Linked DNA regions of Homo sapiens: region 2 is linked to region 1. A link is an interaction called in ENCODE POLR2A ChIA-PET data of the cell type or tissue named here. Cell type or tissue: A673. All regions are shown on one strand. Links, peaks and the distances in the headings refer to the core of each region. The heading gives the core; the rest is flanking DNA.

What was found. Peaks named below come from ENCODE experiments on the same cell type or tissue, not always from the same donor. Only the 100,000 strongest peaks of a DNase experiment are listed, where the experiment ranks them.
Region 2: POLR2A ChIA-PET joins it to region 1 with 5 read pairs; 2 of 35 experiments call an interaction of 5 or more read pairs at or near these places.

The regions. Positions count from the first base shown.
Region 1 is chr17:73,326,196-73,331,568 of GRCh38, reverse strand. No RefSeq gene overlaps it. Among named protein-coding and RNA genes, the nearest start is that of CDC42EP4, 17 kb to the right of the region's middle. In A673, for the core only: no CTCF peak of the experiment used is centred there; no DNase peak of the experiment used is centred there.
Region 2 is chr17:74,187,524-74,192,896 of GRCh38, reverse strand. No RefSeq gene overlaps it. Among named protein-coding and RNA genes, the nearest start is that of RPL38, 13 kb to the left of the region's middle. In A673, for the core only: no CTCF peak of the experiment used is centred there; a DNase peak (open chromatin) is centred at 2,546.

The sequences.
Region 1 (5,373 bases), core at 92-5,091:
TTGTGGGCACCTGTTAATCCCAGTTACTCAGGAGGCTGAGGCTCAAGAATTGCTTGAACCCAGGAGGTGGAGGTTGCAGTGAGCCGAGATTGTGCCATTGCAGTCCAGCCTGGGCAACAAGAGGGAAACTCTAAGAAAGAAAAGAAAAAAAGAAGGAGAGGAGAGGAGAGGGGAGACGAGGGGAGCGGAGGGGAGGGGAGGGGGGAGGGGGGAAAGGAAGAGAAGGAAAGGAAGGAAAGGAAAGAAAATAACATGGAAGACATTCTGGACCTGGAGTCAGAAGAGTGGGTTCTGATTCTAGAATGGTCCCTTGCAAATGGAGAGACTTAAAGCATCTTTTCTCAGGGGAAGTGAGTGGCCCCTGATCTACCACCAATCAGGTTATTATAAAGATCAAATAAAATAATGGGACTTGGAGGAAAACGCTTTGAACACCAAAATGTGGCAGGCACAGAAGGCATTTCTGTTCTAGACCTGCCAGAAGGCTCACAGTGTCCCTTAATTCCTTTTTTCTTTTCCTTTTTGTTTTTTTAGACAAGGGTCTCTCTGTTGCCCAGGCTGGAAGGCAGTGGTACAATCTCAGCTCACTGCAGCCTCAACATCCTGGGCTCAAGTGATCCTCCCACCTCAGCCTCCTGAGTAGCTGGGACCAAAGGCACACGCCACTACACCCAGCTAATTTGTGTGTATGTGTGTATTTTTAGTAGAGATGAGCTTTCGCCATGTTGCCCAGACTCGTCTTGAACTGCTGGGCTCAAGGGATCCACCCACCTTGGCCTCCCAAAGTGCTAGGATTACAGGCATGAGCCACCGCACCTGGCCAGCGTTCGGTTCCTTAATTCCAATCTTCCTCTTCATTGATTTTGAATCCCAGACTGGCTCCTCCCTAATTGTGGCCAGTGAACTTTGGCCATCTACAGCTCTGTAACCGGTCAAATACAGTAGGGGGGAAGAAACAATGACTACACACACACACACACACACACACACACACACACACACACACACACACACACACACACAGTAAGGTAAATCTGCTAAGAAGATGGGTGGTGAAATGGCGCTTTCGAAAACCAAGGAGAAGCTGGGCGCAGTGGCTTATGCCTGTAATCTCAGTGCTTTGGGAGGCCGAGGTGAGTGGATCACCCAAGGTCAGGAGTTTGAGACCAGCCTGGCCAACATGGTGAAAACCTGTCTCTACTAAAAATACAAAAAAAGTTGGCTAGGCGCGGTGGCTCACTCCTGTAATCCCAGCACTTTGGGAGGGAGAGCTGAACCGACCTTTCCGAGTCTATCAGTCAAGCTGGAAAGCAATGGCGCACTCAACACAGGCCCATTTCAGGAGTTTCAGGAAGAGACCATTCACCAGATTGTGGGTAAGGACCCGGGGTAGTGAGAGCTGGGGTCATCACCACCCCAGGCCTGGCTGGCAAATGCAGGGAGAAGTCACTGGAACCTGCAGACAGAGATGGCTGGCAGGAGACAGAGACGCCCAACAGAGGCAGGGAGGGTGCTAGGGGATCCATAGCTCCCAACCTCGCTCTCCTACCGTCTTCCATTCTCCTGGGCTTTTTCTTTCTTTCCTTATTATTATTTTAATAATTTATTTTTTTTTTTACTTTCTTTTAAAATAGAGGGAAGTTCTTGCTATGTTGCCCAGGGTGGTCTCGAACTCCTGGGCTCAAGGTATCTTCCTGCCTCAGCCTCCCCAAAGTGTGAGCCACTGTGCCTACCACCATGTCTGGCTTTTTTTTTTTTCCCTGAGACGGGGTCTTGCTTTATCACCCAGGCTGGAGTGCAGTGGCATGATCATGGCTCACTGCAGCCTTGAACTCCTGAGCTCAAGCCATCCTCCTGCCTCAGCCTCCCAAATAGCTAGGACTATAGGCATGCATCACCATACCCAGCTAATTTTTTTTTTTTTTTTTTTTTTGGTACATAAGGGAACTCACCATGTTGCCCAGGCTGGTCCTGGGCTCAAGCAATCCTCCCGCCTCAGCCTCCCAACTGCCTGGGTTTCTTATGGTCCAAACCAAATGAGAATTTGGAAGACACTGAGATGCCATCCACACGGGGCAGCCTCCCAGTGGGGCGCACAGCAAGGTCAGGGGATAGGAGGGGCCAATGGGACCAGCAGGCCCACGGCAGTGCTTCCCTGTGCCTTCCGGTGCTGCTGTCCCCATGACCCCTTACCCTCTTTTACCCAGGGCCCATCATATGCACGTCTCATATACTCTTTTCTTAACGCCCATAAAGAGTGAGTGAAATTGGATCCAAAGAGGTTTGCTGAGCGCTTCTACCACAAAGGGTGGGATTTTCTAGTGTGTTGTAGAAGGTAAGAAGTCTTTGACGGGGGACTGGGCGCAGCGGCTCACGCCTACAGTCCTAGCACTTTGGGAAGCAGAGGAAGGCAGATCACCTGAGGTCGGGAGTTCAAGACCAGCCTGACCCACATGGAGAAACCTCGTCTCTACTAAAAATACAAAATTAGCCGGGCATGGTGGTGTGCGCCTATAGTCCCAGCTACTTGGGAGGCTGAGGCAGGGGAATCACTTGAACCTGGGAAGCAGAGGTTGCAGTGAGCCGAGATCGGGCCACAAAGTGAGACTCTGTCTCAAAAACAAACAAAAAAAAAGATGCCGTGAGTGGAGAGGTGAAGGGACCTGCCATGGAAGTGCCAGAACCAGAATTTGAACTCCGGCTGCCTGGCTTCGTTGTGCCCCCTCTTTTAACCATGAAGCAGCTTTCACCCAGGGTTAAGACACTGCTTGACCTGGAGGAGAAAAGTAGGGGAGACCTCCAAACTCTGGGTGGGCCACAGATGAGGCAGGAAACGTTGCTTCCAAACAACATTGTCCTTTAGCTGGGCATGGTGGCATGCACCTATAGTCCCAGCTACTCGGGAGGCTGAGGCAAGAGGATCACTTGAGTCCAGGAGGTCGAGGCTGAAATGGGCTATGGTTGCATCACTGCACTGCAGCCGGGGCAACAGAGCAAGATCTTGTCTCTTAAAGAAAAAATGTTCCGGCCGGGCGCGGTGGTTCACGACTGTAATCCCAGCACTTTGGGAGGCCGAGGTGGGCGGATCACGAGGTCAGGAGATCGAGACCGTCCTGGCTAACACGGTGAAACCCCGTCTCTACTAAAAATACAAAAAATTAGCCGGGCGTGGTGGCGGGCGCCTGTAGTCCCAGCTACTCCGGAGGCTGAGGCAGGAGAATGGCGTGAACCCGGGAGGCGGAGCTTGCAGTGAGCCGAGATCACGCCACTGCACTCCAGCCTGGGCAACAGAGCGAGACTCCGTCTCAGAAAAAAAAAAAAAAAGAAAAAATGTTCCTGGGGTCGACAGACTTTCTTTTGTTTTGAGACACAGTCTCACTCTGTCGCCCAGGCTGGAGTGCAGTGGCATGATCTCGGCTCACTGCAGTTTCTGCATCCTGGGCTAAAGTGATTCTCCTGCCTCAGCCTCCTGAGTAGTTGGAATTACAGGCACGCACCACCACACCCGGCTAATTTTCGTACTTTTAGTAGAGGCAGGGTTTCACCATGTTGGCCAGGCTGGTCTCTAACTCCTGACCTCAGGTGATCTGCCTGCCTCAGCCTCCCAGAGTGCTGGGATTACAGAGGTGAGCCACTGCGCCCGGCCTCAGCAAACATTTTCCCTAAAGGGTTTTGCCGGCCACAGAGTCTCTGTCATAGTGCAGAAGCAGCCACAGAGAATACATAAACATATGTGCATGGCTGTGTTCCAATCCAATTTTATTTAAAGACTCTGAAATTTGAATTGTATATAATTTTCACATGTAACGAAATATCATTCTGGCTTTTATTTTTTTCTGAATCATTTAAACATGTAACAATCATTCTTAGCTCATGGGCCATACGGAAACAGATGGGGTCAGAAGTTTGCAGAACCCTGGTCTAAAGTAGTTTGTGTCAAGTCCACACTTGCTAGAACCCCTGTGGGGTTCTGGTGTGACTCCCAGATAAGATTGTCAAGGGCAGTGCAGTAGGCTAAATGTTGTCCCCCCAAAAATCACATCCACCAGGAACCTCAGAATGTGACCTTATTTGGAAGCAGGTTCTCTGCAGATGTAATTAGTTAAGATGAGATCATATTGGATTAGACTGGCCCTAAATCCAATGATTTGTGTCCTTATGAGAAAGAAGAGAGAGGCTGGGCGCGGTGGTTCACGCCTGTAATCCCAGCACTTTGGGAGGCCAAGGCGAGCGGATCACGAGGTCAGGAGATCGAGACCATCCTGGCTAACACGGTGAAACCCCATCTCTAGTAAAAATACAAAAACAAAATTAGCGGGTGTGGTGGCGGGCACCTGTAGTCCCAGCTACTCAGGAGGCTGAGGCAGGAGAATGGCATGAACCCGGGAGGTGGAGCTCGCGGTTAGACGAGATCGCGCCACTGCACTCCAGCCTGGGCGACAGAGGGAGACTCCATCTCAAAAGAAAAAAGAAAGAAAGAAAAAGAAGAGAGGATGGCCAGGCACGGTGACTCACCCCTGTAATTTGGGAGGCCGAAGCGGGAGGATTGCTTGAGCCCATGAGTTCCAGACAAGCCTGGGCAACATAGTGAGACTTTATCACTACAAATAAACAAAAACAAAAAAAAGAAGAAGAAAGCCAGGCGCGGTGGCCCACACCTGTAATCCCAGCACATCAGGAGGCTGAGGCGGGTGGATCACCTGAGCCCAGGAGTTTGAGACCAGCCTGGCCAACATGGCAAAACCGCATCTCTACCAAATATACAAAAATTAGCCAGGTATGGTGGCACGTGCCTGTAGTCCCAGCTACTTGGGAGGCTGAGGAAAGAGGATCGCTTGAACCTGGGAGGCAGATGTTGCAGTGAGCCAAAATTATATCACTGCACTCCAGTTTGGGTGACAGAGACCCTATCTCAAAAAAAAATAAAAATAAAAAATAAAAAGCCAGGTGCAGTGGCTCACGCCTGTAATCCCAGCATTTTGGGAGGCCGAGGGAGGCAGATCGCTTGAGGTCAGGAGTTCAAGACCAGCCTGGCCAACATGGTGAAAGCCCATCTCTACTAAAAAATACAAAAGTTAACCAGCTGTGGTGGCGTGCGCCTGTAATCCCAGCTACTCGGAAGCCTGAGGCAGGAGAATCACTTGAACCTGGGAGGTGGGGGTTGCAATGAGCCAAGATCATGCCACTGCACTCCAGCCTGGGCGATAGAGCGAGACTCCACCACAAAAAATAAAGCACACATGGCCGGGCGCAGTGGCTCACGCCTGTAATCCCAGCACTTTGGGAGGCCAAGGCGGGTGGATCACAAGGTCAGGAGATCGAGACCATCCTGGCTAACACGGTGAAACCCCGTCTCTACTAAATATACAAAAA
Region 2 (5,373 bases), core at 287-5,286, 860 kb before region 1:
AAGGGGTGTTGTATGCAGAATCCAGAGAGCAGGTGGCCCTAGAAAAAGAGCAGCTGTGGCTGGGCACGGTGGCTCATGCCTGTAATCCCAGCACTTTGGGAGGCCGAGGTGGGTGGATCACCTGAGGCCAGGAGTTTGAGACCAGCCTGGCCAACATGGTGAAACCCCGTCTCTACTAAAAATACAACAATTAGCCAGGCGTGGTGGCGTACGCCTGTAATCCCAGCTACTTGGGAAGCTGAGGCAGGAGAATCGCTTGAACCGAGCCTGGGCGACAGAGTGAGACTCTGTCTCAAAATAATAATAATAATACTAATAATAATAATAAAAAGGGCAGCTGCTTGCTGGACATATTCTTTGTCCCCATGAAACCAGCTGTACTTTCTGCCCCGGGGTATTGTGAACTTTCCTGCCCCCATAGTTCTGCTTTTTCCTTTAGCTCCCTTCCCAGGCATGGTGGTGCTCACCTGTGGTCCCCAAAATGGAAAGCGAATGAGAAGTCCTGGTTAAGGTGGAAGAGAAGACGAGAAGTCCTGCCTAGGGCATAAGACCCTTTCACTGTGGGAACACTGAATGGGGAGCTGGATGACTCCCTGGGGCCTGAACAAATGTCTAGGTTTTCACCAGGCAGGGAAGAGGGACTGGCGAGGCATTCCAGGAAGAAGGAGTGGAACCTGGCAGAGGGAACAGCATTAAAGGTCGAGGGGGCTATGCAAGGGCGTGACATGCTCAGAGGCCTGCAGACAGGGGTGTGTTGGCAAATGTTTAAAATCCAGATTTCTTTCATTCTTTTTATTTTTTTTTTTGTGACGGAGTCTTGCTCTTGTCACCCAGGCTGGAGTGCAGTGGCGCGATCTTGGCTCACAGCAACCTCTGCCTCCTGGGTTCAAGCAATTCTGCCTCAGTCTCCCGAGTAGCTGGGATTACAGGTACCTGCCATCACGCCTGGCTAATTTTTTGTATTTTTAATAGAGATGGGTTTTACCATGTTGGCCAGGCTGGTCTGGAACTCCTGACCCCAAGTGGTCCACCCGCCTAGGCCTCCCAAAGTGCACGGTGTGAGCCACCGTGCCTGGCCTAAAATCCAGATTTCTGACCAAAAAAAAAAAAAAAAAAAAAAGCCAGAAAACCTTAACTGTGGCATTTGCTGATTCCTGTGGTGTAAATACTCTCACCACGGCTGATTTCAAGCTGCCAATTGCCTTGCAAAACTTTTGAGTATGTACAAAGCAGCTCTCACAAGCTGGGTGCTGGTATGAACCACTTCCAGCATGCCACAGCATCAGGTCATCTGTCATTGCCAAAATGCAGAGGCACTTGGGGAGGATAGGAGAAGAGGCTGGAGAGGTGGACTGAGAGAGGACTGGGAAGGGTTTGAACGTCACATTTGGGAATTTGAGCTTTAACATGAAGCAGCAAACGCCCAGACCCTGATTGGGTGGCTCTGGGTATATGTGTGAGCAAACAGTTGTCCTGCTGTTTGCTTTTCTGTTGTGCCCTGGCCGTCCCTTAAGCTGGTCCTCTGAATAACTCCAAGGGGCCTGTGTGGACTAGGTAGTAGACCTGGAGAAATGTGCACAGAATGTGAGGTGCATTGTTTTCTAATAGGGAGGGAGAAGGTGAGTTCTAGCTCACCCCAGGCAGCTGCACTGTGAGGCCATCCCTCATCTTAATGGGCTCATCCAAATCTCGTTTGCTAATGAGGAATTTAATGGTCACAGACTGACAAGCGAGGAGAAACGGGAAGGTCATTATGAAAATGAAGTATGTAGCTAAATACCACCTCACTTCCATCCCACCAGCCCACCCCTGTGTGCCAGCCTAGAGCGGGTAGGTTGGTGGGAGAAACAGGGACTGGCTTGATCTCAGCTTGAAACTGGGCTCCAGGCTGGGCCTGTGGGTCAGCACCACGGACAGGGCCAGCACTGTTCTTCAAAGTCCTGTGGGCTGGAATGCTTTTTCCTTTTTGCTCCCAGCCAGTTTGTTTGACCAAGACTCAGATGGGGTGTCACCTTCCCCTGCAAACCTTGCACACAGCCCCACATGGATGAGGGCCACAGTGTTTACATGACTTCTGCACATTCTCATAGTGCCTATGCCATGGTGCTAAAATGATACATTTCCTTGGCTGTTTTCCCTGCTAGCTTCTGAGTAACTTGAGTGCAGAGTCTGTACCATTCTCTGCACGTCTGGAATGCTGACCAAATGCCCGGTATTGTGAAAGACATAGGAAGAGAATTTCTGAGACTAAATGAATGAACTAGTGAACAAATGAGTAGGTAGAGGAGTGAAGGAACGAATGCATGAATAATGGGTTTGATGAAACCATCAATAGCAATGGAACCATAGGCCACGCTATTGAAAGGGAGGGTAAGGATCTGGATTCAAAAGAAACATCCCATCCCTTAGATTGCATACACAAGCCAGGCAGAGGGAAGTTAGAACAGAGATTTCCAGAAATCTCCACATCCACTCCTACATCCTCCCATCGTACAGGGCTGTTCATAATAAAACTACATATCCCAGCACTCTTTGCAGTCATTTGTGACCATGTGACTAACTTATGACCAATGGGGTGTAAGGAGATGTGTAAAGGGAGCTGGCATCTGTTCTCTGTTGCTGTAATGGAATATCTGAAACTGGGTAATTTGTAAAGAAAACACATTTATTTCTTACAGTTCTGGAGGCTGAAAGGTTCAAGGTCAAGGGACTGCATCTGGTGAGGGCCTTCTTGCTCATTTGGACTCTATATGGAGTCCCGAGGCAGCACAGGGCATCACAGGGTGAGAGGACAAGAAAAAACAGCCAAACTAACTTTTGTAACAGCCCTCTGGTGATAACTAACCCATTCCCAGGATAACTCATTAACCCGTGAATTTATCCCTTGTGACTCAATCACCTCTTAAAGGCCCACCTCTTAATACTGTTCCACCGGAGATTAAGTTTTAACATGAGTTTCGGCTTGAGTTTCAAAGGGGACAAACACTCAAAGCATAGCACATGTCCTTTTCCTTCCCTTCCTCCTCCCTGTTGGCTGGATGGTGGGAGTGATGGCTGGAGCTGAAGCAGCCGTCTTAGACTTGGAAGCCAGGCAACAACATGATAGAAGTGTGGGTCTTTTGATGACAGTGGGCTCCTCTCCTCATCCACCATGGAAGAGCTCAGTTGCATCTCACCTTGTGCTCAGTAGCCTGAGAAGGACGGTAACAGGTCAAGGCTGCTGGGCCAGGGCAGCCAGGAATCCTGGCTGGTGTTTGGGACATAGAGGAGACCATAGACCAGTGGGAGCAAACCTGGTCTACAGGGAAGAGCACTGGACAGAAAGTCAGAGGATTATGTCATATTCTTGGTTGTTTTCTTCATTTCTTCTCCTATTTGGGAAGACTTTCAATCAAGGCTGGCTGCTGGATTGTTTATTGGGGTCAGTTCAGCAAGCTGGGACTAGGGAGGCAAGTGGTGGTGAGGATGGCTCAGGAAGGGATGTCTTTTCAAGGCCTGGCTTTGGGAATGTGGGGAGGAGAGGCTGGAGAGAGAGAGCTCAATGGAAGGTGAGTTAGGCAGAATTGCACGATGAACCCCAAGGACTTACACACCCATTGTATGATTCCCTCCCCTTGTGTGTGGGTGAGACATGAAACTTGCTTCTATTTAATAGAATATGGCAAAGATGACTGGGCACAGTGGCTCACGCCTGTAATCCCAGCACTTTGAGAGGCTGAGGCAGGAGGATCACTTGAGTTCAAGAGTTTGAGACAAGCCTGGGCAACATAGTGAGACCCTGTCTCTACTAAAAACAAAAGAAAATTGGCCAGGCATGCTGGCACACACCTGTGGTCCCAGCTATTCAGGAGGCTGAAGTGGGAGGATTCCTTGAGCCTGGGAGGTTGAGGTGGAGGCTGCATGACAGAATAAGATCTCATCTCTTAAAAGAATATGGCAAAGTTGAAGAGGTTTTGCAGATGTCATTAAGGTCCCTAAATGGTTAACTTTAAGTTGATCAAAAGGGAGATTATTCTGGATGGGCCTGGCCTAATCAGGCGAGCACTTTTTATTTTATTTTATTTTATTTTATTTTATTTTATTTTATTTTATTTTCTTATTTGAGACGGAGTCTCTCTCTGTCACCCAGACTGGAGTGCAGTGGTGTGATCTCAGCTCACTGCAAACTCCACCTCCCGGGTTCAAGCGAGTCTTATGCCTCAGCCTTCCAAGTAGCTGGGATCACAGACATGCACCACCATGCCTGGCTAATTTTGTATTTTGAATACAGATGCAGTTTTGCCACGTTGGCCAGGCTGGTCTAGAACTCCTGACCTCAAGTGATCTACCCTCCTCGGCCTCCCAAAGTGCTGGGATTAGAGGTGTGCACCACTGCCCCCAGCCCATGAGCCACTGCACCCAGCTCAGTAAGCACTTTAAAAGAAGACCTGGACATCAGAGCCTCTCTCCTGCTGGTTTTGAAGAAGCAAGCTGCCACAAGTCTACAGCTGTAAGGAAATGAATTGTGCCAACGATCCCATGTGCTTGAAAGAGGACCCTGAACCTCAGATGAGACCCAGTCCCAGGAGACAGATTGAGTGCTGCCTCTCAGGACCCTGAACAGAGGAGCCAGTTGAACCATCAACAGGCTCCTGACCCACAGAAACTGTGAGACAATAAACGTGTATTGTCTTAAGCTCCTAAGTGTGTGGTCATTTGTTACACAGCAATAAAAGGTTTGTAAGAAGGTCAGATGTGCCCTGACTTCCCTGCTTTGGTTCAGCCCTACTGCCTGCGTCTCTGAAGCTGGGAGGTGGGGCTGGGATCACAGCTCAGGGTGATGCGACAATGAGAAAGAAAATTAAAATCCAAGATGGAGCGATTCAAAACTGTAATCTCGGCAAACAGTGGCACTTAGATTTCCCATTATTGATCCCCTCCGCGGATATTCTCCAGTCTCGTAATTACAGGAGGACTTTTTCAATTTGGGCTGAAATGCTTCCCCTCCCCCCATGCCCCTCCTTTATTTCTTTAAACTCGCAATAACACGCAATAGATTGTATGCAGCTGTGGAGTCTAAATAAACAGAGCTAATCATTTTAATTGAAATCCGATCTCAGCAGCAGGAAGGCCCTTCCGTTGTGATATTCTCCCCTTTATCTCCCTAGAGCAGGGAGCAAGTCCTGCTCCTGGCTTGGGCCACTCAGGGACACAGACACACACACACACACACACGCACACACCTTTCTCCACCTCTGCCTTTGCATCTGTTCATCCTCCAGGACTTGGTTCAGACATCACCTCCCTGTCTCTCCTCTTTGCTCCCAGTCCTAGGGCTGACCACCTGCAACCTCCTAGGTCCCCACTGGTTGCTGGGAGATGCTGACCAGAGTT